Linked DNA regions of Homo sapiens: region 2 is linked to region 1. A link is a loop called in an ENCODE intact Hi-C map of the cell type or tissue named here. Cell type or tissue: CD4-positive, alpha-beta T cell. All regions are shown on one strand. Links, peaks and the distances in the headings refer to the core of each region. The heading gives the core; the rest is flanking DNA. Region 1 overlaps DOCK11 (dedicator of cytokinesis 11). Region 2 has its middle 12 kb from the start of DOCK11.

The links. Hi-C counts contacts between places; a loop is a spot of excess contacts. Peaks named below come from ENCODE experiments on the same cell type or tissue, not always from the same donor. Only the 100,000 strongest peaks of a DNase experiment are listed, where the experiment ranks them.
Region 2: it touches region 1 in a loop (2.1-fold over the local background); 9 of 110 quality-filtered maps call a loop at or near these places.

Annotation. Positions count from the first base shown.
Region 1 is chrX:118,549,086-118,557,085 of GRCh38, forward strand. All of the region lies in intron 6 of DOCK11 (dedicator of cytokinesis 11), which reads left to right. Among named protein-coding and RNA genes, the nearest start is that of DOCK11, 57 kb to the left of the region's middle. In CD4-positive, alpha-beta T cell, for the core only: no CTCF peak of the experiment used is centred there; a DNase peak (open chromatin) is centred at 3,616.
Region 2 is chrX:118,474,787-118,492,049 of GRCh38, forward strand. No RefSeq gene overlaps it. Among named protein-coding and RNA genes, the nearest start is that of DOCK11, 12 kb to the right of the region's middle. In CD4-positive, alpha-beta T cell, for the core only: no CTCF peak of the experiment used is centred there; no DNase peak of the experiment used is centred there.

The DNA of each region.
Region 1 (8,000 bases), core at 1-8,000:
TATCCTCAGCTGCTCATATTCTGTGTGTGTGTGTGTGTGTGTGTGATCATTAACATATAAAACTTTTTTTTTTTTTGAGATGGCTCCTAGCTCTGTTGCACCAGGATGGAGTGCAGAGGTGCAATCTCAGCTCACTGCAACCTCCACCTCCCGGGTTTAAGCCATTCTCCTGCCTCAGCCTCCTGTGTAGCTGGGATTACAGGTGCACGCCACCATGCCTGGCTAATTTTTGTATTTTTATTAGAGACGGGGTCTCACCATGTGGCCAGGCTCGTCTCGAACTCCTGATCTCAAGTGATCCACCTACCTCAGCCTCCCAAAGTGCTGGGATTACAGGTGTGAGCCACTGTGCTCGGCCTATTTCTTTCTTTTTAAAATCTCTACCAAACATCAGGCAAAGGAAGGAAAAGAGGAATAAACCAAGTTAATTGGTCATATGAAGCTACACAACTTTTATGTTTATTTTTATCATTTATTTATTTGTTTTTGAGACAGTCTCACTGTGTCGCCCAGGCTGGAGTGCAGTGGCGTGATCACGGCTCACTGCAGTCTCAAACTCCCAGGCTCAAGCAGTCCTCCCACTTCAGCCTCCCAAGTAGCTGGGACCACAGGCACATAGCACCGTGCCCAGCTAATTTTGTTTGTTTGTTTGTTTGTTTTTGATAGAGATGGGGTCTCCCTATGTTGTGCAGGCTGGTCTCAAACTCTTGGACTCAAGTGATCCTCCCACCTTGTCCTCCCAAAATTCTGAGATTACAGGCATCAGCCACCATGCCTGGCTACTACACAGCTTAAAAAAAGTTAATAGGAAATACTTTGAAATGCAAAGGCCATATTGAGGTTTGGGAGCTGTTTCTGGTTATGAGTTTCCTTTATCCCCACTCTTTTCCATTATAAATTATGAATCTCCATTTTGAATTTCAAACTCTTCTGATTTCATCTCCTGAGCCATAGCAGTAGTGTTGTATTTCAGAATTTGTCACAGCTAGAATGGGAATCAGAGGAAGGTTCAGCTAGAACCTTCTGAGGCATTTTGCCAAGATTACTTTTTCCTCTAATAATTGTATTTTGGGCCAGGCGTGGTAGTTCATGCCTATAATCCCAGCAGTTTGGGAAGCCAATATGGGAGGATCACTTGAACCCAGGAGTTTAAGACCAGCCTAGGCAACATAGCGAGACCCTGTCTCTACAAAAATGAACAAAATTAGCCATGTGAATTGGTGCTCCCCTGTAGTCCCAGGTACTTGGGACATTGAAGTAGGAGGATCACTTCAGCCTGGGAGGTCGAGGCTGTAGTGAGGCGAGATTGAGCCACTGCACTCCAGCCTGGGTGACAGAGTGACACCTTATCTCAAAAAAAAAAAGTGTTTTAACTGTTATTTAGTTCAACATTATTGAAATTAGTTGGAACTGCAGTGTTGACACATCATTTTTTCATGTTCTCTTTCTGTATCAATACAGGGCAAGTGAGTGTATGGGGCAGAGGATTGAAAAGGGGGAGCAGTTTTATAGTTTCCAGGCTAGAACTTGAAGTGAAGGCCAAAGCACAAGTCCAGGCCTATGAACAAAGGCACACTGGGAGAGTCTGGTTTGTACCTTTCAGTGCTCTGTTACAGGGTGGGGGATCATATAAGTTCTTCCTGCATCACGTCTGGATTGTTTCAGGCATAGGAGGCTAAAGCTAAAGATGAGGTGAGCAGCTGACCCAGCTCTTGGATAATTGGAAAAGGCAGAGGCAGAAGAACTGAGACAAAGGGTTGACAGAGTTTGAGAGGAAAGTTTCTATGTATTTTTTTTCTACTATGGTAATGTTTGAAGTGAAGAATACTAATGAAGCTCATAAGCAAATGGGAAGATGACTCAGGTGTGCTATTATCTGAGTCATTTCCCCAATCCTGGAGGCAGGTTTATCCTTAGAGCATCTGGAGTTCCCTGCCCGCTAGGAACTCCAGCCCACACTGGTAAGAAGCATTGGTAGATTTAGCAACCAGCACCTCAGGGCCAGAGCTTGCAGAGTTGAGAGCAAAGAATCTTTTCTTTTTGGAAAATCCAAGCTTCGATAGCCCCTGCAAACTCATGGCAAACTAACTAGGAAGCAAGAGCAGATCTGGTTATTAACCATGACTCAGTGGCAAATAACAGCCTCCATAAGCCAAGCTTCTTCCCTGTGTTTTAGCTGAGCTTATTTGATGCCCTGTGGCTTGACACTGGCCTGCAGTTCCCTCTGGAATTGCTAGGGAATAAAAGCAAGGCATCTTGGTGCCTTTTAGAGAGAGGTGTACGTTTAAGCGTCTTTATTCATTAAGAAATTTCTAAATTTTAAAAATTATGTGCTGGGCATAGTGGCTCATGCCTGTAATCTTAGCACTTTGGGAGGCCAAGGCAGGAAGATGGCTTGAGTTTGGGAGTTCGAAACTAGCCTGGGCAACATAGCGAGCCCTGTCTCTTCAAAAAATAAAAAAATTAGCTGGGCATGGTGACGCATGCCTGTATTTGCAGCTACTTGAGAAGCTGAGGTGGGAGGATCGCTTGAGCCTGGGAGGTCAAAGCTACAGTGAGCTGTGATTGCATGACTGTACTCCAGTCTGACTGACAGAGCAATACTCGATCTCTTAAAAAAAAAATTACAGTCAGTTCTTTGGAAAGTTTGAAATTATGCGCAACTTTAAACTGATCTTAGAAATAGGTCTGAGTTGTTTTGCTGGACATTTTGACTGTTAGAAATAAAGGAATCTGCCCAGGCGTTCATGACCAGCCTGAGCAACATGACGAAACCTCGCCTCTACAAAAAATACAAAGGTAGTTAGCTAGGCGTGGTGGTGCACTCCTATAGTCCCAGCTACTCTGGAGGCTTAAGTGGGAGGATCACCTGAGTTTAAGAGGTGGAGGTTGCAGTGAGCCAAGATTGTGCCACTGCACTCCAGCCTGGGTGACAGAGCGACACTCTGTCTCAAAAAAAAAAAAAAAGGGAGGGAGGGAGGACTCTAATAGCAAGGAAGGGAGGAATCACATCGTGAGAGAAAGTGCAAAAATAAAACGAAGGAAAGAGTATTAGAAGAGACTCAGCAAAGTGCAGTTGATAAAAGGGAATTAGAAGATTCCAACTTTATAAGATCTTTTGAGAAAGCAACCACATGGCCTTTAATGCAATCTAAATAATATAGCCAAACTAATTTGTATATGGGTTGCTGTAGACAGTTTAACCTTCCTAGCTAGCTTGCCAGCAAGTTTTGCAAGAACATTCAAGTCGACAGTTCTTGCAATGACTTGCAGTGCATTCAAGTCGATGGGCTGTAGGGAAAAGAGGGGCTAGTAGAGGAACTAGGCTGAGTTCTTCGTATTGGAAGATTATAAGACCACATATTTATAGGATAAAAATTTATATTTTCCCCAATATATAGCTTTCCCCCTGCTCTGGTCAGTTGTTAAGATATAATCTGTACCACCTTCTGAAATGGGCATATTTTCCCAGAAGTGCTTGCTGAGTATAACCTCATTGTTGGCTGAGAAACTTGCCCTGAGGAGCCTGGACTACAGGAAAGCTGCGAATAATGTGCATCACTCCACGAGTCACAGTGCTCTGTGCCCAAGCACTTCCTCTCACTGAAGAGGATGCATCATGCAGTTCTTGCAGAAGCTCTGTTGTACTGGGTGTGGTGGCATGTGCCTGTAATCCCAGCAACTTAAGAGGCTGAGTCAGGAGGATCGCTTGAGCCCAGGAGTTTGAAGCTGCAGTGAGCTATGATTGTGCCACTGCACTCCAGCCTGAGCACAAAGCGAGACCTCATCCCCTTTTTTTTTTCAAAAAGAAAACCCCAAAAAACAAAAAACCAACGCTCTGTTGGTTGTTTGGGTGCAGTGAACATTTAGCACTTGTAATTTGCTTTGTTCTTGGTATTCAAGTTAAAACAGGACAAGCCTTATCATAGTGATTAATTTCGTCAATTTGTGGTTTCTAGTTAATGAGGAGGTACCTTGCTGCCACTCTTCAATTCCTGGAAAAGTATTAGAGAGAAGTTTTAAGATGTCATAGAGAATACATGATCCTTTAGACAGAAACCACAATCCTAACAGACCCCTATTCATTTACATTCTCTCTTTCCCAAGTAGCTGCTAGAGACATCTGCTTTATTCAACTTCTTTTCATATCAATGAAGGAATTTAATGTGGGTTTAGATAGCTGTGATATTGGACATAGCCTTCCCCTGGTATTTAGAACTATTTCTCCTAAGAGATATAATGATATATGGAGGAATTTAATCTTCAGGGTGGTTTTTCATTTTTTAAAAAATTGCTGCAGATTCTTGGCCAACTCCTGGGACACCCACCTTTATGCATCTTTTTGGCTCAATTTGGTCACATTCCTCTAGCTCTCTCCTCCCCATTCTCAGCAATTAAACGCTGAAGTGCCTTGATATGATATCGGGGTTGCAAGTTCAACTGGTTGATGTATGACTCACTTCTAGTGCCCTTTAAAATTTTTTTGGCACAAAAAGAGCCATTTGTTATATATCCAGAGTCCAAAAGTCCTTAAATCCTTAACTCTTCCAGGAGGGATTTTTCCTCCTCTGCAGTGGGAGAACATCAAATCAAATGAGGATTTGACCTAAGAAAGCACATACAATATTAAAATAATTGCTAGGAGGTCAAGGTCACTATGTGTGTTAGAACAAAAGGAAGAGAAAATATTTTATTTTTGATATCTTAGTCCAATTGTATTCTCAAATCTACCAGACTATCTCTTACAGCTAACAAATGGATTGCATTCATTTATTATGCATAAGATTTTTTCATTAATTTGTTTTTTATGTTTTGTTTTCTCTCATTCATATTACTTCTCAAAAACTATTTATTAGGTGCTTCATATGTGTCAGACACTATTGGGTATCAACAAATTCATGACCAAATAGATAATTTCTTAATTTAATTTTTTCAGAGACAAGGTCTTACTATATTGCCCTGGCTGGAGTGCAGTGGCACAATCATAGCTCATTGCAGCCTCCAACACCTGGGCTGAAGCGATCCTCTTGCCTCAGGCTCCCAAGTACCTGAGACTACAGGTGCATCCCACCACGCCTGGCTACCAAATAGATATTGAATGCCTTGTTAATACAAGGTATTAGCATTGTGGAGGGTAGAGAGAAGTGTCAGATGTAGAGCTTAAAACCTTTTTGGGAAGGTGGGCTGGGCACAGTGGCTCACACTTGTAATCCCAGCACTTTGGGAGGCTGAGGTGGGCTGATAACTTGAAGTCAAAAGTTCAAGACCAGCCTGGCCAACATAGTGAAACCCTGTCTCTACTAAAAATACAAAAATTAGCCAGGCGTCGTGGTGTGCACCTGTAATATCAGCTACTCGGGAGGCTGAGGCACCAGAATCTCTCGAACCCGAGAGGCAGAGGTTGCAGTGAGCTGAGATCGCACCACTGCACTCCAGCCTGGGCAACAGAGTGAGACTCTGTCTCAAAAAAACAAAACAAAACAAAAAACCACCTTTTTGGGGAGGTGAGACACACAATAAAAATAATTGTTTAAAGATGGTACAGTGACCAAGTGCTACATGAATCTAGATCATTGTGGCCTGGGGTCAGAGAAGGCTTCTTGAAGAAGGCGGGGCCTCGAAGGAAGTGAATCAGAAAGGAGAAAGTGAGTGTGCCAGGCAATATGTATAAGGCAGAATGGTTAGGTGAAGCTCAGTAGTCATGGGAGATGAAGTTGATTTGGTTCTTTGGTATCACCTTGTGCCTCCATTTCTCTTCTGTAATATGGAGGGCATAACAGTAATGACCACATAAATTGTTACTAGGATTCAATGAAATAATACAAGGAAAGCACTTAACCAGAGACCATAATGCACAAAGCACCCCACAGATGTTAGCAATTGTTGTTATTTTATATTATTAGGATTGTGGGAGGGCCTTGAATGCAGTATCTGGCATGTGTGCCTTATGTGAGTAATTGAGAGTCATTGATTATTTGAGCAGTGACATGCTGTGCTGAAATACATCTGATAAAATAATTTGTCTGTAATGAGAAGGGTGGATTGTAGACCCCTCCTACTAGACTTGGCTTTAAATCAAATAGTTGAACTCTTCAGTGCCCAGATACGGTAGAATTATTTAAGAAAAGCTATTTGATTTTTACTCAGTTTCTCAGTGGGTAGGAGAGTGTCATATATTAAAACTTGGGGCCAGGTGTGGTGGCTCATGCCTGTAATGCCAGCACTTTGGGAGGCCAAGCCAGAAGGATCACTTGAGGTCAGGAGTTCGAGACCAGCCTGGGCAACACGGTGAAACCCTGTCTCCACTAAAAAGACAAAAAGCTTAGCCGGGTATGGTGACACACACCTATAGTCCCACCCACTTGAGAGGCTGAGGTGGGAGGATCGCTTGAACCCAGGAGGCTGAGGTTGCAGTGAGCTGAGATCGTGCCACTGCACTCCACCCTGGGCGACAGAGTGAGACTTCATCTTGAAAAGAAAAAAAAAAAACAAAATAAACTTGATAGGACTGTAAATGACATGATGGAGAGAGGTGAGTGATATATCAGGTTGCCAACGTAGTGGTAGGGGTTCTTTAGCAGGATGAAGTTCCTGGCATTCTGGTGTCATTACTGCAACTCACTTTTCTAAGTCCTGTGGTTTTTTTCCCCATTGTTTCTTTCATTTTTGTGCAGAACAGTTCTAAGACCCAGTATGTCTCTGTCTCTCCTGCTTTCTCCTTTTCCTTGCTGGCTCTTCCATTGTGTTCTGTCTGAGACATTAGGCAAGTTCCCCTACATCATTTCTACATTGCTCTTGGCCTACCTACTCTGCCTCTAAACCTTTGATGTATCCTTTCTAAGGGCTTCTGGTTCATGCAATTTAGCAGTAAATAATTACCCCTCTAGGTAACACACAATAGGTAAACGCTCTTGGGATTTGCTGTATAAAATGATAAAAGGTTTTCCTACTTTCTTTTCTTTCTTTTTTTTTTTTTTGACAGAGGATCTCGCTCTGTCTTCCAGGCTGGAGTGCAGTGGTACAATCTCTGCTCACTGCAACCTCTGCCTCCTGGGTTCAAGCACTTCTCCAGCCTCAGCCTCTCAAGTAGCTGGGATTACAGGTGTGCACCACCACGCCCAGCTAATTTTTGTATTTTTAGCAGAGATGGGGTTTCACCATGTTGGCCAGGCTGGTCTCGAACTCCTGACCTCAGGTGATCCACCCGCCTCGGCATCCCAAAGTACTGGGATTACAGATGTGAGCCGCCACCCCCAGCCATTTTCCTACTTTGAGGATACTAAGTGCTCCAACTTTCCTTCCTATGTTTAATCTTTGATGCAGCTGAATGACAAAAGGCCTTTGTTCCTGCTCCAGAAGGGGTTCAAAAAGGTTGTCATCTGGCCAGGCACGGTAGCTCACACCTGTAATCCCAACACTTTGGGAGGGTGAGGTGGGTAGATCACTTGAGGCCAGAAGTTCAAGACCAGCCTGGCCAACATGGTGAAACCCCATCTCTACTAAAAATAAAAATAAAAAAAAATTAGCCAGGCGTGGTGGCATGCACCTGTAATCCCAGCTACTCGGGAGGCTGAGGCAGGAGAATTGCTTGAATCCGGGAGGCAGAGGTTGCAGTAAGCCGAGATCACACCACTGCACTACAGCCTGGGCAACAGAGCGTGGCTCTGTCTCCGGAAAAAAAAAAAAAAAAAAGTGTGTCATTCCAACAGCTTGGGGCCTTAAGCACACTTGGCAGGACCTGATCCTATAGAATCAAATCCTTTGGCTTGCTCTCTGTTTTATTGTTGTGGGTGGTCTGAATGGGCCACTCTTCAGGATCTGTGTTCCTCACTGAGTAAGGTGGGGCATTTTCAGCTGTGTTCACCATCAAACAAAAATAATAAAGACGAGGAGGAGGAGAAAGAAGAGTGTGGGCATTACAGAGAAACACAATTCTGTTGTATGAAACCACTGGAGAATCTGCTGGAGAATCTTTGCTGGAAATGGGATTATTCATTCAT
Region 2 (17,263 bases), core at 3,977-11,976, 70 kb before region 1:
TGAGAAGATGAAATAGTTTCCACAGAATAATACACTAAGGAGCATTTCCCACATGTATTTGACCAAGGAACACTCTTAAAATTATCGTATGTGACTGGAATTCCACCAGGAACTCAAGATATAATGCTCATTTGAATGAAAGTAGACAACCAGGGCTGGGCGCCGTGGCTCATGCCTGTATCCCCACCACTTTGGGAGGCCAAGGTGGGTGGATTGCTTGAGCCTAGGAGTTCAAGACCAGCCTGGGCAACATAGGGAGGCCCCCCTCCGACCACCACCATAGCTGGGCGTGGTGACTCATGCCTATAATCCCAGCACTTTGGGATGCTGAGGCGGGTGAATCACCTGAGGTCAGGAGTTCGAGACCAGCCTGGCCAACACGGTGAAACTACAAAATGGTGAAACTACTGAAAATACAAAATGTAGATGGGCGTGGTGGCAGGCATCTGTAGTCCCAGCTACTCGGGAGGCTGAGGCAGGAGAATCACTTGAACCCGGGAGGCGGATCTTTTTATGTTTTGTTATAAAATGTGGCATATATGAAGCAATGTTGAAAAATCATTTGTCTTTTCTTTACATACTTTCTTAATATTATGAACAATCGTCCTGAATGAAAATGTTATATAATGTAGCCATTCAACAAATATTTACTGAGTGCCTACTATATGCCAAACACTGTTCTAGGTGCTGTGGATATATAGTGATGAACAAAACACACAAAAAGCTTTGCTCATACAGAGCTTATAATTTATGGGGAGAGACAAATACTAAATATATATAGGTTGGCTGGGCGCAGTGGCTCACACCTGTAATCCCAGCAATTTGGGAGGCCGAGACGGGCGGATCACCTGAGGTCAGGAGTTCAAGACCAGCATGACCAACATGGAGAAACCCCGTCTCTACTAAAAATACAAAATTAGCGGGGCATGGTGGCACATGCCTATAATCCCAGCTACTCGGGAGGCTGAGGCAGGAGAATCGCTTGAACCTGGGAGGCAGAGTTTGCGGTGAGCTGAGACGACACCATTGCACTCCAGCCTGGGCAGCAAGAGAGGAACACCATCTCAAAAAAAAAAAAAAAAAAAGATGTGTGTGTAGTAAATGCTATGGAGAAAAAACAAAACAGGGAAGAGAAAAAAATAGGTAGTCTGGGGGGTGGGTTGCAATTTTAAATAAGGTGTAAAGGGAAGGCCTCACTGAGAAGGTGGCATTTGAGCAAAGGCTGGAAGGAGGGGAGAAAGAGAACCACTCTTCTGTCTGGGGTAACAGCATTCCAGACAGAGGGGACAGCAAGTGCAAATGCCTTGGGGCTGAAGCATGCCTGGCGTGTTTGAGAAAGAGCAAGGAAGCTGGTAAGCCTGATGTGAGTGAGCAAGGGGAGAATGGAGAGGAGAGTGGAGAGGTCACCGGAGGTGAGGGCGTGGAACCATTGTAAGGACTTCAGCTTTTGCGAAGTGAAATGATGAGCCAGAGGAAAGTTCAGAGCAGACTGCTGTGATCTGACTTCCATTTTAACAGGATCACTCTGGCTGCTGTGTTTTAAACACTGAATGGGCCAAGGCTGTAAGCAAGGAGACCATTTAGGAGGCTAGTACATTCTTAGAGACGATCCATCATCTTAGTAAGAGATGATAGTGCTTTGGACCAGGGTATTAATGGAAGTGGTGAGAAGTGGTCTTATATTTTGAAGGTAGGGACACCAGGATGTGCTGAAGGATTGGATGCAGGATGTGAGAGAAAGAGGAGTCTGGGATGGCTCCAAGGTTTTGGGCCTGAGCAACCTGAAAAATGGAGTTGTCATTAATTGAGATGTGTAAGCCTCTGAAAGGTTTCTTGGGGGAAGATGAGTAGCTGCGTTTGGGACATACTCTCTCTCTCTCTCTCTCTCTCTATATATATATATATATGTGTGTGTGTGTGTGTGTGTGTGTGTGTGTATAAAAATATATATTATATCACAAACACACATATATAATATATTATATTATAATTTTATATATAATTTTATATATAATATATATGTATTTGAGACAGTCTCACTTCGTCACCCAGGCTGGAGTGCAGTGGAGCGATCTCAGCTCACTGCAACCTCCACCTCCCCGGTTCAAGCTATTCTCGTGCCTCAGCCTCTGGAATAGCTGGGATTAGAAGCACGGGCCACCATGCCCGGCTAATTGTTTTTGTATTTTTAGTAGAGACGTGATTTTGCCATGTTGCCCAGGCTGTTCTCAAACTCCTGCCCTCAAGTGATCTGGCCACCTCAGCCTCCCGAAGTGCTGGGATTGCAGGCGTGAGCCACCACGCCTGGCCCTGGACATAAATTTTAGATGACTATAATAAATGCAGGTGGGGATGTTGAGTAGACAGTTGGATGAATGAGTCTGCAGTTCAGAGGAGAGATCTAGGTTGGAAAAGTAAATCTGGACCTTGTCAGCGTATAGATACCTACTATCTGATACAGTAGCCACCAGCCACATGTGACGATTGATCACCTGAAATGTGGCTAGTCCGAAATGAGATATGCTATGAGTGTAAAATACTCACTGGATGTCAAAGACAATACAGAAAAAAGAAAGTGAAATATTTTATTAATAATTTTTAAATATTGATCACATGTTGAAAAGATATTTTTGGCTATATTGGATTAAATAAAATACATTATTAAAATTGATTTCATGTGTTCCTTTTTACTTGTTGAACGTGGCTAGTAAAGTATTTAAAGTTATATATGTGGCTCACATTATATTTCCATTGGACCGTGCTGGTACAGATGTTATATAAAGCCATAAACACTGGATGAGATCATCAAGGGAGTGAGAAGAGTGGCTAGAGAAGAAGTCTGAAAATTGAGGCCTCATTGACAAGAAATATATTATATATATATAAATATATATACACACCACATACACATATATAAACACATATATACACACATACACATTCAACTTTATTGAGTTTTAATTGTAAAAAATAACGCGCCTTCATTTTATATATGTATATATGTGTGTATATATATTCACATGTATATATATGTATATATTCATGTTACCACCACCCCACCATATTTTGTTTTAGTTGCAGCTTAAAATGAATAAACCATTTTGAATAGATTCATTGGAGCAAAAAGAGGAACACAAATCCCCTGTTTTACAATATTTAGGCACTCTTTAATTCATCTGTTTCAGAAATCATTATTATTTCATTCTAGACACCTCACCTCCTGAGTTTTTAGAAATCAAAGGCTCTCATTGTTTACATTTTCTTTAAATTATTCTAACTCTGTCTTTGTTAGATTCAGACACAGTTTGAGCCCCATAATAGTGGTTTTTGTTTATAACTTTTCTTTAAAAATTTTTTTTGGCTGGGCGCGGTGGCTCACGCCTATAATCCCAGCATTTTGGGAGGCCGAGGCGGGTGGATCACGAGGTCAGGAGATCGAGACCATCATAGCTAACACGGTGAAACCCCGTCTCTTCTAAAAATACAAAAATTAGCCGGGCTTGGTGGCGGGCGCCTGTAGTCCCAGCTTCTCGGGAGGCTGAGGCAGGAGAATGGCGTGAACCCGGGAGGCGGAGCTTGCAGTGAGCCGAGATTGTGCCACTGCACTCCAGCCTGGGCGACAGAGCGAGACTCCATCTCAAAAAAAAAAAATTTATTTTTTTTTTGGAGATAGTGTCTCACTCTTTCGCCCAGGCTGGAGTGCAGTGGTGCGATCATAGCTCACTGCAGCCTCCAACTCCTGTGCTCAAGCGTTCCTCCCACCTCAGCCTCACAAGTAACTGGGGCTACAGGTGCACACCACCACACCTGACTTATAACTATTCTTTCAACCAGACATCTCTGGGGAATGAAAAGAATGAGTTTATATAGCACAGGGCCACTTGTATAGGGTTCAACAGACTGTCTCTACACAATTTTTTTTTTTTTGAGATAGAGTTTCGCTCTTGTTGCCCAGGCTGAAGTGCAATGGCATTATCTCGGCTCACCGCAACCTCCGCCTCCCGGGTTCAAGTGATTCTCCTGCCTCAGCCTCCGGAGTAGCTGGGATTACAGGTGCCCGCCACTACACCTGACTAATTTTTGGTATTTTTAATAGAGATGGGTTTTCACCATGTTGGCCAGGCTGGTCTCAAACTCCTGACCTCAGGTGATCCACCCACCTCGGCCTTTCAAAGCGCTGGGATTACAGGCATGAGCCACCGCTCCCGGCCTCTATACATCTTTATACATCTCCAGGGGAGTGCCATTCACATAGTCTATGATGTGATTGGCATCTCCAGAATTGTTCAATGTGGCAACACTTACCAACACAACATCATACTGAGATATATTGTCCTCCCCAGTGATAGCAGTTTCCGTGACATTATTCAGAATTACGTACTAAACACATGTACCACCAGGGCTGCATTGATTTTCTATTATGTTTTCATTCTCCTGGTGATCTTTTATAGACTTTCAGTAGTCTTTGGCCATGGTACACCCATGGTACACCATTTTAAAAGGCAGATAATCACATAATAATTATAGGAATGTATTCTCAAACTCCTGACCTCAGGTGATCCACCTGCCTCAGCCTCCCAAAGTGCTGGGATTATAGGAGTGAGCCACCGCACCCGGCCTACACCCATCTAATTTTTTTTTTTTTTTTTTGTAGAGACGGGGTCGCCCTATGTTGCCCAGGCTGGTCTCGAACTCCTGGGCTCAAGCGATCTTCCCACCTTGGTCACCCAAAGTGCCAGGATTACAGGCTTCAGCCACACCCTGCACAGTCTTTTTTCTTTCTTTCTTTCTTTGAGACAGGATCTCACTCTGTCACCCAGGCTAAAGTATAGTGATGCGATCATAGCTCACTGCAGCCTCTACCTCCTGGGCTCAAGTGATCCTCCCACCTCAGCTTCCCAAGTAGGTGGGACTACAGGCACTCACCACCTTACCTATCTAATTTTTTTATTTTTATTTTTTGTGCAGAAGGGGGTCTCTGTATGTTGTCCAGGCTGGTATTGTATTTTTTAAATTGAGCTGGAATTTGCACAACATACAGTTCACCATTTAAAAGTGCACAATTCAATGGCATTTCGTGCATTAAAAATGCAGTGCAACCACTACCTCTCTCTAGTTTCAAATGTTTTCATCACCCCAGAAGAATACCTTGTACCTATTAAGTAATTACTCTTTATTTCCCCCTCTTCCTGACCCCTGGCAACCACTAATATGCTTTCTGTCTCTATAAATTTGCCTATTCTGGGCATTTTACAAGAAAGGAATCATACAGTATGTGACTTTTTGTCTCTGGCTCTTTTCATTTAGCATTTTTTAGACGTTCATTCAAGTTGTAGCATGTATCAGTCATGCATTCCAATTTATGGCTGAATAATATTTCAAAATATAGATGTACCACAATTTATTTATCCACTCATCCATTGGTGGACATTTGGGCTGTTCCCATCTTTTGGCTATTATGAATAATCCTGCTGTAAATATTTACATACAAGTTTCTGTGCAGACATATGTTTTCATTTCTCTTGGAAATATACCTAGGAGTGAAGTTGCTAAATCATATGGTAATTCTATACTTAACATTCCGAGGAACTGCCAAACTGTATTCCACAGCAGCTGCACCATTTCACATTCCCACCAGTAATATACAAGGGTTCCCATTTCTGTGCATCTGACCAACACTTGTTATTTTCTCTGTGTGTGTGTGTCTCTGTGTGTGTGTGTGTCTCTCTCTCTGTGTGTGTGTGTGTGTGTGTGTATTATAGCCATCCTAGTGGATGTGAAGTGGTATCTCATGGTTTTGATTTCTGTTTACCTAATTACTAATGATACTGAGCATTTTTTCTTTTTTCTTTTTCTTTTTTTTTTTTTTTTTTTTTGAGACAGAGTGAACCTGTCACCCAGGTTGGAGTGCAGTGGCCCCATCTCAGCTCACTGCAACCTCCACCTCCCAGGTTCAAGTGATTCTCCTTCCTCAGGCTCCCAAGTAGCTGGGACTACAGGCGCGTGCCACCACGCCCGGCTAATTTTTGTATTTTTAGTAGAGACGGGATTTCGCCATGTTGGTCAGGCTGGTCTCGAGCTCCTGGCCTCAAGTGATCTGTCTGCCTCGACCTCCCAAAGGGCTGGGATTACAGACGTGAGCCACTGCACCCGGCCTAGCATTTTTTCATGTGCCTATTGGTCATTTGTATATCTCCTCTGGAGAAATGCCTGTTCAAGTCCTCCACCCATGTTTTTGTTTTGTTTTGTTTTGTTTTGTTTTCTTTGAGACGGAGTCCCGCTCTGTCGCCAGGCTGGAGTGCAGTGGCACGATCTCAGCTCACTGCAGTCTCTGCCTCCCAGGTTCAAGCGATTCTTCTGCCTCAGCCTACCGAGTAGCTGGGACTACAGGTGCGCACCACCACGCCCAGCTAAGTTTTGTATTGTTAGTAGAGACAGGATTTCACCATGTTGGCCAGGATGGTCTCGATCTCTTGACTTCGTGATCTACCCGCCTCAGCCTCCCAAAGTGCTGGGATTACAGGCATGAGTCACCATACCCGGCCTTTCTTTTCTTTTCTTTTTTTGAGAGAGGGTCTCACTCTGTCACCCAGGCTGGAGTACAATGGCGTAATCATAGTTTACTGTGGCCTCGACCTACCAGACTCAAACGATTCTTTCACCTTAGCCTCCTGAATAGCTGCTCTACCCATTTTTAAATTAGATTGTTGGCCCTTTTCGTACTGAATTGTAAGAGTTCTTTACATATTCTGAATACTAGACCCTCAACAGAATTATGTTTCCCATTCTGCAGGTTGACTTCTCACTTTCTTTATAATGTCCTTTGATGTACAAAAGTTTTAAATTTTGATGAAGTCCAGTTTACCTATTTTTTTTTCTTTTGGTGCTTGTGCTTTTGGTATCAAATTTAATAATTCATTGCCAAATCCGAGGTCATAAAGATATATCTCTATGTTTTCCTCTAAGAGTTTTATCATTTCAAATGATATATTTATTTATTTATTTATTTAATTTATTTTTTTTGAGACAGAGTCTTGCTCTGTCACCCAGGCTGGAGTGCAGTGGCATAATCTCGGCCCACTGAAACCTCTGCCTCCTGGGCTCAATTGATTCTCCTGCCTCAGCCTCCTGAGTAGCTGGAAACACAGGTGCCTACCACCACACATGGATAATTTTTTGTATTTTTGGTAGAGATGGGGTTTCACCTTGTTGGACAGGCTAGTCTCAAACTCCTGACCTCAAGTGATCCACCTGCCTCGGCCTCCCAAAGTGCTGGGATTACAGGCATGAGCCACCACACCCAGCCTCAGCTATTATATTTAGATCATTGATCCATTTTCATTTAGTTTTTGTATATGGAGTGAAATAGGGATCCAACTTTATTATTTTGCAGGTGATTTTCCAGTTATCCCAGCACCATTTGGTGGGGAAGAGATGCTTATTTCCCCCATTGTATGGTCTTGACACTTTCCGTAGTATTTTAAAGCAAATCCTGGACATCATGTTGTTTCATCTGTAAATACTTCAGTGTTGATCTCAAATCGATAAAGACTTCATTTATTTATTTTGAGACAGGGTCTCACTCTGTCACCCAGGCTGGAGTGCAGTAGCACAATCATGGCTCACTGCAGCCTCAACCTCCCAGGCTCAAGCAATCCTCTCACCTCAGCCTCCTGAGTAGCTGAGACCACAGGCATGCACCACCATGCCCGGCTAATTTTTGCATTTTTTGTAGAGACAGAGTCTCGCTATGTTGCCAAGCTGGTCCTGAACTCTTGTCCTCAAGGGATCCTCCTGCTTTGGCCTCTCAAAGCGCTGGGATTACAGGTGTGAGCCACCACACCTGGTCAGTTCCATTTCTTTTTTCTTTTTTTTTTTTGAGACAGAATCTAGCTCTGATGCCCAGACTGGAGTGCAGTGGCATGACCTCAGCTCACTGTAACCTCCACCTTGCTGGTTCAAGCCATTCTCGTGCCTCAGCCTCCCAAGTAACTGGGATTACAGGCATGTGCCACCAGGCCTGGCTAATTTTTGTATTTTTAGTAGGGACGGGGTTTTGCCATATTGGCCTGTCTGGTCTCGAACTCCTGACCTCAAGTGATCCACCCACCTTGGCCTCCCAAAATAATAGGATTACAGGCGTGAGCCACCGCACACGGGAAGCTCCATCTCTTAAGTGGTTTGCTTTCCTTTGTCTGAATTAATCCTGGTCTTGCCTTCTGTACAAAGAAGCAGTTTGAACTAAAATTTAGTCACTAGGCAATTTCTTTTCTTTTTTCTTTCTTTTTTTTTTTTTTTTGAGACAGAGTCTGGCTCTGTCACCCAGGCTGGAGTGCAATGGCATGATCTCGGCTCACTGCAACCTCCACTTCCTGGGTTCAAGTAATTCTCCTGCCTCAGCCTCCTGAGTAGCTGGGACTACAAGCACGTGCCACCATGCCCAGCTAATTTTTGTATTTTTAGTAGAGACGGGGTTTCACCATTTTGGCCAGGATGGTTTCGATCTCTTGACCTTGTGATCCGCCCGCCTCGACCTCCCAAAGTGCTGGGATTACAGGCGTGAACCACAGCACCCGATCTCACTAGGCAATTTCTAAGGTCTGATCCAACTCCACGTACCTGCCCTCCCTGTCCTTGCTCCTGTTCTGATCCTAGTCCCTGTAATTTTCTGGATACAACTTATCTGTCCCTAAAGGCTCCTGAAAGTCCTTCTTTGCTCTTTTCAGTTGTGCCCAGGAATAATTTCCACTGGACTTGTCCAGCACCAAGTCCTCATATCCTTTCCCCAGCCTGGACCATTTGTTGTCTCTCTCTCTTTTTTTTTTTTTTTTTCATATGAAGGCGACACTAAACCATTTGGTCTCTTTATAAGTAAGTTTCGCAGTCAGCAGTCTGGGCAATAGTGTGAGATCTCATCTCTAAAAAAAACCTTGAAAATTAGCCAGGCATGGCATGTACCTGTAGTCCAAGCTACTCAGGAGGCTGAAGCGGAGGAATTGCTTCAGCCCAGGAGTTCAAGGTAAAAAAAAAGTTTCATATTCAGGAATATACATGTACATAATAGAAAGCAATACCTAATGCTTTCTACAACATTTGAAATACTTAAGAAGCTTACACTGGCATTTTCACAGACATATCATTAGCTTCCTGCAAGGGAAAGGGTCATTTTGAAAACCACAACATTTTATGGATGAAGAGGTTTTCTCTTTTTTTTTTTTTTTTTTGAGAGGCAGTCTCCCTCTGTAGCCCAGGCTGGAGTGCAGTGGTGTGATCTCGGCTCACTGCAACCTCTGCCTCCCAGTTCAAGCAATCCTCCTGCCTCAGCCTCCCTAGTAGCTGGGACTACAGGCACCCACCACCACACCCAACTAATTTTTGTATTTTTAGTAGAGACGAGATTTTGCCATGCTGGCCAGGCTTGTCTTGAACTCCTGACCTCAGGTGATCTGCACGCCTCGGCCTGCCAAAGTGCTGGGATTACAGGCGTGAGCCACTGCGCCCAGCTGAGTATTTTTCAATATTTGTTGGTGGCTAAGTATATTAGGACAACACGCTAAATTTGGACTTATCCCAAACTCCCACTTTCCCAGTCTGACAAGTTTGGGGACTGCCCTCTCCAACCCTTCTGACTTAGTCTCCCAGGCATGCTGGCTATCTGGCTATAGTCTAGAATTGACTCAGCAAACAAGCAAATGTAAATACTCACTGAATCTTTCTGGGGCCATTCCGTGGAAACAGAAATATATTTAAGTTTTTCTGCCTTTGAGAAACTGCTACGGGGCATAGCCGTGGGTAGATATATTTGGTGGCTCTTAGACCCCCTGACATACACCCACGGACCATCCTCATCTATTTGCTTTCTGGCTTCTGATCTGGGCCCTTCTTGGGAATAGTTTTTCTCTGACCCTAGAGTCTAGACTAAAGCCAATTGGACATTCACTTCCTGGTTTTTTTTTCCCATTTGTCTGGCAGTTTCTGTCCTGGCCTCCCCATACTTGGGCTCTCCTATCTTGGATTCATAATTATATTTCTAGCCACTTTTTCTTTCTTACTCCTTTAGCTCTTATTTTCTTTTTTTTTTTTTTTACAGTTATATTTGTATAATTTTGAGAAGGACAAATGCAGTTTTGTTACGTGGCTACATTGCATAGTGGTGATGTTTAGGCTTTTAGTGTATCCATCACCCAAATAGTGTACATTTTACCCATTAAGTAATTTCTTATCCCTCACCCCTCTTCCACCCTTCCACCCTTCTGTGTCTCCAGTGATTATTCCACATTCTATGTCCATGTGAATGCATTATTTAGCTCCCACTTATAAGTGAGAACATGCAGTATTTGACTTTTTGTTTCTGAGTTGTTTCACTTAATGGCCTCCAGGTCCATTCATTTTGCTGCAAAATTCATAATTCCATTCTTTTTATGGCTGAATAATATTCCATTGTGTATATATATCACATTTCCTTTATCCAATCATTCATTGATGGACACTTAGTTTGATTCCGTAACTTTACTATTATGAATAGTGCTGTGATAAACGTGAGTATAGGTGTCTTTTGGCTATAATTATTTCTTTTCCTTTGGGTAGTTTCCCAGTGGGATTGCTGGATCAAATATAGTTTTATTGTTAATTCTTTGAGGCCTTTCATTACGGTGGGGTTTTTTTGTTCTCCCTTTCCCCTCAAGTAGCCTCTGAACATTACATGCCTAATCATCCTCTCCCTGGCTCAGCTGATGGTCCTAGCATCTCCCACTGATGGGCTTTTTCTTATTCTCCTGAAGAGTTTCATATGGCTTCACAAGATAAAATTGCATTTTGATTATGGTTCTCATAGATTTCTGCTTTGCAAAAAAACAAACAGACAAAAACCCCACAACTCAGGAAACCACGCTGATATATTTTTTAAAAGTCTGGTTCTGACTATTTTTCTATTCTCCATTGGCTTTTACTATTCAAAACCCCTTGCCTACCAGCAGTAGCATTACACCTATCCCCACCTCTCTTAGCTGTGGGGCTAAAGGATAGAACATTCTATTTGGCTAAAGAAAAAAGTAGGACATTCTATTTGGCTAAAGAAAAAAGGTAATCAGACTGAGCCCAGAGATGTACACATAGGGGCTCATAAACAAAACAACCTCGTTTCACTCTTTTACAGCAGAATTTTAGCTAGGTCACTTCTACTAACAGCCATCTATTGGGGGAAAATTAATGACTATCAATTTACAAAACAGGATTATGGAAAACTTTTAAATGAGAGCTAGATAGAGAAACTCTTGGGTTAACGCTCCTCAGTGACCTAGAAGTATATTGAAAAAACAAAATAGTGCATTTCTGATAATGAAACATGACAACCGTACCTAACCTTTTTAAATTAACAGTGGTGCATATATACTGTGATCTTTTCAAGGGCAGCAGGACCACATTTGAATCATTTTCTCCATAGGTTATCTTGAGGAACATGATAGTCAAATGTCCCTAGGCATCTCCACCCATCTGGGCTTTGGGTCATGAATTGATACTTATACAGGAACTAGCTGCCATTAGGTGGAGCAATTTGAAGTCTAATAGGCCATCTAGAAGGATATCAGATCAGGAGGTTTAAGAACTCCAGATGTTTTAATTTAGGTGAGTGCAGCCACAAGGCTGCTAGGACATTAACAAAGAACTGATTGATAGAGAAGAAAAAGTAGCTGGTATTAGATAATGGTATTAGATAAAAGTAGCTGGTATTAGATGATGGGAGGGGCCTGATGTCTGGTTGCCAAGGCACCTAACTCTTCACTCGATAGTCCCCCAAGCACAGGATTCATGGCTTTTGTGGCCCCATCCCTTGGGCGTAGAGCATAATCCTTAGCTGACCTTTGAAAAATGCAACCTCAGGCTTGCCCGGCTTCTGGTACTTCCAACTCTTCTTTGCCATTATTATAAACACAATTATCAGTCTTTGAGGGGAGGCTGATCTTTTAGTTCAGATTTCCAGAGTTCAGATTGGCAGGTGTCCTTTGTCATCTCATAAAGGAATTAAAGTGACCTGAGAAAATGTCCTCTGGGTAAGATCAATGCCACCTGTACTCTGTCCTTGCCCAAACTCTTTCATCAGAGCTCTCATGTGCATCAGCCCTTCCCCACTCCCTTCAAGCCTGTACAGCCTGGGCATGACAACAAATTTGGTCCTTTAGCAATAGCATGTACAACTAATGGACAACTCCCAGGTTATCATCTATCCCTTTTGAGAACTCAATAGGATTATTATTATTATTATTATTATTTTGAGACGGAGTTTCACTCTTGTCACCCAGCTGGAGTGCAATGGCATGACCTCGGCTCACTGAAACCTCTGCCTCTAGGCTCAAGTGATTCTCCTGCCCAGCCTCCCGAGTAGCTGGGATTACAGGCTTCTGCCACCACGCCTGGCTAATTTTTGTATTTTTAGTAAAGAAGGGGTTTCACCATGTTAGCCAGGCTGGTCTTCAACTCCTGACCTCAGGTGATCCACCTGCCTTGGCCTCTCAAAGTGCTGGGAGTATAAGTGTGAGCCACTGTGCCCAGATGAGTATTACATATATATATATATTTTTTACTTCTTTTTATTTTTTATTGTTATTATTTTTTAGAGGCGGAGTCTCACCCTGTCGCCCAGGCTGGAGTGCAGTGGCGTGATCTCGGCTCACTGCAAGCTCTGCCTCCCAGGTTCACGCCATTCTCCTGCCTCAGCCTCCCGAGTAACTGGGACTACAAGTGCCCGCCACCGCGCCCAGCTAATTTTTTTTTTTTTTTGTATTTTTAGTAGAGACAGGGTTTCACCGTGTTAGCCAGGATGGTCTCGATCTCCTGACCTCGTGATCCGCCCTCCTCAGCCTCCCAAAGTACTGGTATTACAGGCGTGAGCCACCGCACCCGGCCTAAAAAATATTTTTAAGAAAATTTAAAAATATTTTTAAAATATGTTTTTAATATTATTTTTAAAATATTCCTTTGAAGGATAAAAAAGTGAAAAAGAAGGTGTTAACTTTGGGAAATAAGGAACCTCTCATTATTCCAAGTGGTACCATAGGCGATTAATATATATTCAATAAGTTTTATATTATTTAAAATATCTTATAATTGCGATAGGGCTTTTAACTTTTTCAAATACTCATATATTGCCTATATTATTGTATGCAACAATATACAGTTGTTTGACAGATAAAATATATATGACAATCTCACTATAAATTCATGACTAATGGATCCGCATAGAATTAGAGTAAGATGGAGAGTCTCCCAAGGCCCTTAAGGTTAGTCAGTGCCATGTGGTGTATCTGAAAGAGACCTAAAAGACCTGGCTTCTGTTTCTGGCCCTGCCAACTACTGTGTGACTTATCTGTAAAATGGGGAAAAATAATCTTGGCTCTGTCTACCTCTCCAGATTGTTCTGAAGATTGAATGAGATAATGGATATAAATATGCTTTGGAGACCATACAACTCTCCACAATTATAGTTTGGTTGTAATAAATGCCTCAACAACACACAGAAGTGAACATGGTATCATGATTTCTTTTGTTTTGCTTTATTTATCTCATTGAAGTCATCATGAATATATTCTGATTGGAAAAGCAGCACACAATTTGTATATAATAATTAATTATTGAGTGACCTTTAAGTGCTGGGCACTGTTCTAGGCCTGCCTTGTGCAACGTTGTGGCCACTAGCCACATAGAGCTATTGAGCACATGAATGTAGTTCATGCGACTGGGGAAATGAATTTGTAATTTTATTTAATTTTAGTTAATTTACACTTAAATACAAAAACTGATATGAAATAATTATTAGAATTGTTTTTCTGACAGGGTCTTGCTCTGTCACCCATGCTGGAGTGCAGTGGCACAATCACGGCTCACTGAAGCCTCAAACTCCTGGGCTCATGTAATCCACCTGTCTCAACCTCCTGAGTAGCTGGGACTACAGACGTGTACCACAATGCCCAGCTAATTTTTTAATTTTTAATTTTTTTGTACAGATGGGATCTTCTTATGTTGACCAGGCTGGTTTTATTTATTTCTTTATTTATTTAGAGATGGAGTCTCACTCTGTTGCCCAGGCTGGACTGCAGTGGCATGATCATGGCTCACTGCAACCTCTGCCTCCCGGTTTCAAGTGATTCTTCTGCCTCAGCCTCCTGAATAGCTGGGAGTACAGGTGCGTGCCACCACGCCCGACTAATTTTTGTATTTTTAGTAGAGATGGGGTTTCACCATATTGGCCAGGCTGTTCTCGAACTCCTGACCTCGTGATCCACCCACCTCAGCCTCCCAAAGTGCTGGGATTAGATGCGTGAGCCACCACATCTGGCCAATTTTTTTGTAATTTTAGTGGAGACAAGGTTTCACCATGTTGGTCAGGCTGGTCTCAAACTCCTGACCTCAAATGATCCTCCTGCCTCAGCCTCCCAAAGTGCTGGGATTATAGTCATGAGCCACTGCACCTGGCCATTAGAAAACTTTTTTTTTTTTTTTTTGAGACGGAGTTTCGCTCTTGTTGCTCAGGCTGGTGTGCAATGGCGTGATCTCGGCTCACTGTAACCTCCCCCTCCTGAGTTCAAGCAGTTCTCCTGTCTCAGCCTCCTGAGTAGCTGGGATTACAGGCGCCCGCCACTACACCTGGCTAAGTTTTGGCATTTTTAGTAGGGATAGGGTTTCACCATGTTGGCCAGGCTTGTCTCGAACTCCTGACCTAAGGTGATCCGCCCACCTCGGCCTCCCAAAGTGCTGGGATTACAGGTGTGAGCCACCATGCCCAACAAAAATATACTTTTAAAATTAATTTCACCTGCTTCTTTTTACTAATTTTTTAATGTGGCTACAAGTGAATTTATAATTACATATGTACTCATATTATATTTCTGTTGGGCAGTGCTGCTTTAGGCACTGATGATAAAGCAGTGAACAAAGGAGACAAAATATCCCGCTTTCATGGAACGTGCATTTTAGTGCGGAAGACAGATGATAAAATAAATATATAAACATATATAGTATATCAAATGGTGACAAGTGCTTTGGAGAAAAACAAAGAAAGCAAGTTAGATAGGAGATGGTAGGAGGGTTGAACTTTTAAATACGAAGGTCAAGGAACGCCCAAAATCTAGATGTTGAGAGAGTAAGTAATGAAGCTTCTTCCGCTGGGTAGAAGCAACAGTAAGTGAGGAGGCCTTGATGATGGACAAAGCCTTGGCAATTCAGGGACCCTCAAGGAGGCCTGTGTGGTAGATCATGGAGTGCAAAGGAGAGGATCAATAGGAGATGAGATCAGACAGGTATGGGAAAAAAGCTGTAATGCTATAGTGAGACAGGTCAGGTAGATTGTGATGGGCAGCTTCTGACATGGCTCCAGATGATTCTTGCCTCCTAGTATTAATGCCCTGTGTTAATATCTTCCCCTTCAATGTGAGCTGGACCTAGTGAATAAAATACAGTAAAATTGATGGGATGCCACTTCCAAGTTTAGGTTATAAAAGACTGTGGATTCCAATTGCAGGTAGTCTTTCACTCTTTCAACTCTCTCTTGTTTGCTCACTTTTTTTTCTTTTTCTTTTCTTTTCTTTTCTTTCTTTCTTTCTTTTTTTTTGACAGAATCTCACTCTGTTGCCCAGGCTGGAATGCAGTGGTGGGATCTTGGCTCACTGCAACCTCCACCTCCTGGGTTCAAGTGATCCTCTCACCTCAGCCTCCTGAGTAGCTGGGATTACAGGTATGCACCACCACACCCTGCCAACTTTAGTATTCTTAGTAGAGACAGGGTTTCACCATGTTGGCCAGGCTGGTCTTGAACTCCTGACGTCAAGTGATCCACCCACATTGGCCTCCCAAAATGCTGGAACTACAGGCGTGAGCCACTGCGCCTGGCCCTGTTTGCTCACTTTGGTAAACTGCCATGTTATTAACTGCCTTCTGGAGAAGCTCATGAGGCAAGGAACTGAGGCCAACCTCTGGCTGACAGCCAGCAAGGAACTAAGGCCCTTACTACAACAACCTGTGAGGATCTGGATGCTGCCACAACCAGTGAATGGGCTTAAAAACAAATTCTGCCCCAGTTAAACCTTGAGATGGGTGAGGCCCCTGCTCTGACACCTTGATCATAGCCTATGAGAGATCCTGAACTCATACCTTGATGGCAGCCTAGCGAGAGACTCTGGTCTGGACAACCCAACTAAGCCATGCTTAGATTCCTGAACGACAGAAACCGTGAGATAATACATGTGTATTGTTTTAAGCTGCTAAACTTGGGGGTAATTTGTTACACAGCAAGAGATAACACTAGATATTGTAGGTCACTGTAAGTAGAAACTGAATAGGGGGTTGGTGGGACTCACTGGCTATGTTGCAAATAGACTACAGGAGGGTAAGGGTGAAAGCAGGGAGGTCAGTTGAGAGGCTATTGACATAAGCTTGGTAAGGGTTGCTGGTGGTATTGGTAGAGATATTAAGAAGTGGTTGGATTTCAGACGTATTTTGAAGGCAGAGCCAACAGGCTTTGCTGTTGGTTGGATAAAGGGTGTGTAGGTAATAAGATGACTCTAAGGCTTTTGTTCTGAGGAACTAGAAAGAATGATCATATACTGAGATGGAGAAAACTATAGAAAAACTAGATTCGTGGAGAAAGAATAAGAGTTCGATTTTAGGCACGCTTAATTAGAGATACTAGACATCCCAGTGGGGATGCTGAGTTCGATATACAAGTTTGATGTTTGAGGCTGGAAATAAAAATTTGAGAGTCTTTAGCATTTAGATGATAAAATGTTAAAGTCTCCTTGCTCCCCACTTCCACTCCCCACCCATGAGGCCCCCACTATTAGCTCATGTATAGGGACATACATATACACACACACCACACACACAAATTTTTCTTTTTTTGAGACAGAATCCCGCTGTATCCTCCAGGCTGGAGTGCAGTGAAGCGATCTTGGCTCACTGCAATCTCCACCTCTCGGGTTCAAGCCATTCTCATGCCTCAGCCTCCCAAGTAGCTGAGATTACAGGGTGCACACCATCACGCCTGGGTAATTTTTGTATTTTTAGTAGAGACGGAGTTTCGCCATGCCATGTTGGTCAGGTTGGTCTCAAACTCCTGGCCAGGTTGGTCTCAAACTCCTGGCCTCAGGTGATCCGCCTGCCTCAGCCTCCCAAAATGTTGGGATTACAGGCGTGAGCCACCGCGCCTGGCCCACACATACACATTTTCATAAATAGAGTTGTTCTGCAACTTGCTTTTATCAGTGAATATCCT